2 separate regions of the Homo sapiens genome follow, and region 1 is linked to region 2. The links are chromatin loops, found by intact Hi-C in ENCODE. Cell type or tissue: PC-9. All regions are shown on one strand. Links, peaks and the distances in the headings refer to the core of each region. The heading gives the core; the rest is flanking DNA.

Evidence for each region. Hi-C counts contacts between places; a loop is a spot of excess contacts. Peaks named below come from ENCODE experiments on the same cell type or tissue, not always from the same donor. Only the 100,000 strongest peaks of a DNase experiment are listed, where the experiment ranks them.
Region 1: a loop joins it to region 2, with 4 times the contacts of the local background. A loop is called at or near these places in 5 of 110 quality-filtered maps.

What each region holds. Positions count from the first base shown.
Region 1 is chr3:11,306,302-11,309,107 of GRCh38, forward strand. ATG7 (autophagy related 7) reads left to right here. Exons shown (of 21, transcript NM_001349232.2): 6 at 642-759; 7 at 2,683-2,760. Among named protein-coding and RNA genes, the nearest start is that of ATG7, 35 kb to the left of the region's middle. In PC-9, for the core only: no CTCF peak of the experiment used is centred there; no DNase peak of the experiment used is centred there; H3K27ac peaks cover 151 bases.
Region 2 is chr3:11,235,040-11,237,845 of GRCh38, forward strand. The region is part of intron 1 of HRH1 (histamine receptor H1); the gene reads left to right. Among named protein-coding and RNA genes, the nearest start is that of ATG7, 36 kb to the right of the region's middle. In PC-9, for the core only: CTCF peaks have their summits at 1,756 (motif pointing right) and 1,963; a DNase peak (open chromatin) is centred at 1,802; H3K4me3 peaks cover 622 bases; H3K27ac peaks cover 1,538 bases.

The DNA of each region.
Region 1 (2,806 bases), core at 237-2,736, 71 kb after region 2:
CTATCCTCAAGGAGCTTAGTGTCCTCCAGCTGGGTGGGTATGACTGTAGTTCTTGAAAATGCTAGAAAATATTATGCTGAGTTTTATGTGCCAACTCTTAGCAGAGAAAGTGGAGATAGCTTTCCGGAAGAGGAGAGATTGATTAGAGCAGGACCTTGAAGCCTGGGAGGGTCTGAGAGGTGGCGTAGGCACAGCACAGTACCTTGGACTCAGCTAGTTCTGGTTTTAGATTCAAGCTCTGCCTATTATTATGTGACCTTAGGCAAGTTGCTTAAACCTTTAAATGGGGGAAAAGAGCTGTTATGAGAATTCAAACTGTGCACAGCTCAACAAACAATATTTCCCTCAGGTTAAAGGTGGGAAAGAAGAACAAATAGGAAATGAACTTCTCTTTGGGGGACAGTAGAACAGCATCCTGATAGGTTAGAGTATAGGGAATATATAGGCTTTTAGGGGGGAATGGTGCCTGTTTTTTAGTTCTTGAGTTATGATATTCATCTTTTTCCAAGAAAACATACAGTTAATCTTCTGTTTGCCCTGCAGAGCAATACCCTTTTTATCCCACTACAGTGGTGGTTGACTTGTCTCTCCCTGGCTGAGTCCCAGCTGTGCCTGACTAACCGTGTTTCTCTTGTATCTAGGAGTGCTCCCACCCCAGCCCGTTGCTGCCCAGCTATTGGAACACTGTATAACACCAACACACTCGAGTCTTTCAAGACTGCAGATAAGAAGCTCCTTTTGGAACAAGCAGCAAATGAGGTTAGCTGTGAAAACGTGATGTATGTGTCATATTTCCTGTGGTCCTGGCAGGTGCAGTGTTTGTGATCAGGCACATGGGTCTGCTGCAGAAACTGGCATATGAAGGGAACTTAAAGACACTTGTGGGCTTTGGTATATTTCTCCAGAGAGAATACTCCCAGCTGTCTCCTTCTGTATTGGCAGGAAGGTCAGGGAGAGGACATCCAGGCTCTCACCTGGGATAGGCTGGAAATAACATGGCAGGGCAGAGGTTAAGTAATCAGTTTGCTGCTCATCTCCAGCCAGCATTTTGAAGCAGCCAGACCTCTGAGAGTTGTGTTCCTGTGGCTGAATGCCTCTAGGCACTCTGTTTATTGTGCCTTGGAGAGGCTTGGCAATCCTGTGCACCATGGCGGTAGAGGAGATTATCATGTAGTCTCTGCAGTGTCTTCACTTATCTACTGCATCTGATTTTCAAGGCCTCTGTGGCCTGGCCCTGTTTTCCTCTTTTCCTTTCTGACCTCTTTACTCTTGCCCTTGCATTCTCTGAGTCTGTCATAGCAAATCACATGTAATTCCTTCTACCTACTTTCTGTTCTGTCCTCTCTCCTTGGGAATACAATATCCTCTCTGCCTGGAATGTCTTTCCTTTGCTTCTTTACATTGGAGTTAGTGAGAGGAATTAAAATGGGAGGTGGGGGCAGTTTATCCCAATCCTGTCTAACCGCTGTAATCAAGGAGTCTTTATACCAGTCTTTATCACGACATGAATCTTGTTGGTGTGGGTGCAGTGGTCAGGTCCTGAGGCAGGCTTCCTTCACATCCCTCGGGATGGACGCAGCTGTGACTCAGGAGAGGATGGTCGTTTTTCTTGACCTGTGGCTTGACTGCTCCTGGGCCTCCTGCTTTGGCTGCACATTTAAAAGGGAGTCTCCAAAGAATTGGGTCAGGCCTTAATCATCTTGGAAAAAAGCAGGCTCTGCCCCCACAGGAATATCCCACCCCTCAACTGGGGCCCAGAATTCTCCTAGCAGCTTCTGCCCCATGCCCCCTCGGCTTACCGGAAACTGGGGGCCTCTCTTCAGTGGTCCAGCTTCTCCAAGGCCAGTATGTCAGTAGCAGGAACTTACTTCTGCTTACTTATTTCCCTCTTCCACCCACACTTAGGGAATGATTCTTATTAGTGCAACTGTTTTGTCTTGCTTAGTAACACCAAGTTTAGCTACGAATCTTATCTACAAAAACATCTTGTGATCCACAGCTGCTGACCAGCACCAGCATTTGCTCCTAGTCTCAGTACTTGCTGAGTATACATAAATTTGAAGTTTGTTCTTCTTTCTTCATCTCTCAGGGCAAGATAATCTCAAATAAGACTTCAAGAAACCCCTATGTGTATTTCACAGCATTTCCTTTGAGAGCCCCTCCCAGGCTCTTTACTCTCCCCGTTCCCCAGCAGAGTCTGCAGAGGATTCCTCCCATAAATTCTACCTACTTCTGTGACAGCAAATCCTACATGGTGGTGAAGTTATACATTTACGCCAGTCTCTCTATCTAGACTGCGAGTGTCTTGAGGGTAGGGACTGACTGTGTCTTTTATTTCTGTAACCCTGATGTGCCTGGTATATAGTAGACAATAAGTAAATATTTGCTGAAGGAGATTGTGAAGGCATGAAAATGGCCTGGTTGCCCCCTCGGTGCTGAGATCTGCTGAGAGGAGGCGCCTGGGTTCCCTCACTTGGCTTAGATGTTGAAGGGAGTGTGGCTGGGAGAGAGGCAGTGTGAAGTCGGCAGAGTGAGGTAACAACCCACTTCATTGTTTGGGGTAAGTGGTGCTGGGCCTGTAGGAAAGAAGAGCCTGGTGCTTTTCAGCTCCACACTTCACCTGAGAGTGAGAAACTCAGAGATGCCTGGTAACCTGCCTTGATGCTTTTCTTCTTCTTGCAGATATGGGAATCCATAAAATCAGGCACTGCTCTTGAAAACCCTGTACTCCTCAACAAGTTCCTCCTCTTGACATTTGCAGTAAGTAAATGGGCTCTCGGTTGCACCGAGGTTGGTGAAATCCCCT
Region 2 (2,806 bases), core at 297-2,796:
CCCATCTCTACTAAAAATGCAAAAAATTAGCTGGGCGTGGTGGCATGTGTCTGTAGTCCCAGCTACATGGGAGGCTGAGGCAGGAGAATAGCTTGAACCCAGGAGGCAGAGATTGCAGTGAGCCGAGATCACACCACTGCACTCCAGCCTGGGTGACAGAGTGAGACTCCATCTCAAAAAAAAAAAAATGCTATTAGAAATCCCTTCTCATTTTTTGATGTGAAAAATGATTTTCAATTGAAATATGGAAATTTTAGGTATTATAAGACCTAGGATCATATTTAAATCTCCTGATTTATCTGCTTTTGACTGACACTGCTGTAGCAGAGGAAGCCGGAGGACACACGGGGAGAGTATGCTGCCTCATTACTTCCAGGTGGAGGTAGACGTCCTGGCTCCCCACTTCGCTTCTCTTGACACTTGAAGGGCGTGGCTTCCTCACTGTTGCTGAGCAGATGTGGGAGCTCCATCTCCCCACTAGGCCTCTGCAGATAAGTCCCCAGCTGGGAGGGATGAGAGTGCCTCCTCACTGCTCCCCATGCACCCCTACTGACACCATGGGGGTGGGTGCAGGGCTTGTCACCACCTGACAGGATGCAAGTCCCGGCTCCCTGCTAGGAATGGCGGGGACGCCACCCCAGCAAGGGGAGTTGAGTCACTTCATTACAGCTTGACAAGGGTGGAAGTCTTGGCTGCCCTCCCCACTTCACCTCATCTGGCTAGGACAGGAGCGGGGCACAGTGTTTTTCTATGGTGTTTGGCTGAAATAGAGCAGGTGTTGTCTAAAAGTTTTCTACTTTGCTAGGCAGCCTCTTTCCCAGTCCTTTGGCTGGACACAGCAGGCTTTTGTTTTGCCTGTGCCGATTGCCATTTCTGAGCTGCCAGCTACTTCAGGTCAAAATCTCTGATGTATGTGGCCAAAAAAAAGCCCAGGGAATTCATCACTGTGTCGCTCATTGGGCCCCAATGTTCCTCACTGCTTTGCCTTTGCCTCTCCACCTGTCAGAGTCTTCTTGTGTTTGCTTTAAATATAACATCCAGAGTTTTAGTTGTACTAAGCAGAATAGAGAAAGTACCTCTACTCAATCTTCCTGAAAGAAGACATCTCAATATGTTTTAAAAGCTTTTGACACAGTGGCTCACGCCTGTAATCTCAGCACTTTGGGAGACTGAGGCAAGTGGATCGTTTGAGACCAGCCTGGCCAACATGGTGAAACACTGTCTACTAAATACGTAAAAATTAGCCAGATGTGGTGGCAGGTGCCTGTAATCCCAGCAACCTGGGAGGCTGAGGCAGGAGAATCACTTGAACCAAGGAGGCGGAGGTTGCGGTGAGCTGAGATCGTGCCATTGCACTCCAGTCTGGGAGACAGAGCGAGACTCCGTCTCAAAACAAAACAAAACAAAACAAAGCTCTCAGGCAGGCAGAGTTGAGAATTACTGGTATAGGCTGGCACCTCCATGAGAATAGGAACTGTGTTCATCCGGTGGCTATCATAATATCTGTACCTGGCAAGAATATTCATCAGTGAAGATTTTGTGGATGGTTTGATGGAAGGAAGGGAGAATGAATGGATAGATAGATGAATGAATAAATGAATCATCTGTGATTATCAGAATAGAACTAGGAACCAGATCGAGTCACACTCATCTATGCCCCTATATATAAATAACTTCTATATATAAATATATAAATAACCCCTGTATATAAATACCCTGGCCCCAGAACCAGCAAGAGGGCTTGACCAGCAGGTGGTGCTAAAGAGCCCCAGGTGTGGGATGAGGTGGCAGCTGCAGGCAGGTGTCCATCAGGTCACTTGACTGAAAGAGACAAAAGTTACAGGAACTGGTAATCACCTGGGAGCTCTCTCTTATAAATGCCGCATCTGCCTCTCTTTTTCTCCTGCCAGCTCTTTTATTTAGTTCAATATCATCAATCACTTTTTTTTTCCTCAAGAAGAGAACAGCCTGAATGACTTTGGTCTTTGAAAGTGTATTTCTCAGAGTTTAATCTCCAAGGATTCGGAACAAAATGAACACATTATTCATCCTATCCTGAAATGATACTTGTGTGTGTGCTGGGTGTGGTGGTGTAATCACTGTGTCCTTGTCTCATGTTAGCACGGATATCCATATTTTCGAATTCCTTGGAATCTTTATTTAAAGCGTTTGTTTATTTTCCTCTTTTCACAGTGAAAAAGAGGATGATGTATTCACTGTATCCTTTTCTCACGTTAGCACGGATGTCCATGTTTTCAATTCCCTGGAATCTTTATTTAAAGTGTTTATTTATTTCCCTCTCTTCACAATGGAAAAGAGGATGGAGTGGGGGGAGTATGTGAAGTTCACTGGAAGGTCTTAGCAGATGGGTGCCACCTGGGCCTTTAAGTGAAACTTGCTCTTCAGTCACTCTGGGATCTCTTAGTGCAGGCACCAAGCCCTAAAAACTCCAGAAGCCTCTCTTTCCACATCATTAAAATGGGAGGCTGGGGGCAGAATTATTTTGGTGAGGTTACCAGCACGGTAAACGATTAAGGATTAAACGATTGAGGATTAAACGATGCAATATGGAAACTCTCCCAGCCTGATGCAATCCTGAAAATATTTCTTTTCTTTTTCTTTTCCTTTTTTTTTTTTTTTTTTTTTTTTTTTTTGAGATGGAGTCTTGCTCTGTCAACCAGGCTGGAGTGCAGTGGCGTGATCTCAGCTCACTGCAACCTCTACCTCCCAGGTTCAAGCAATTCTCCTGCCTCAGCCTCCCGAGTAGCTGGGATTACAAGCATGCGCCACCACGCCCTGCTAATTT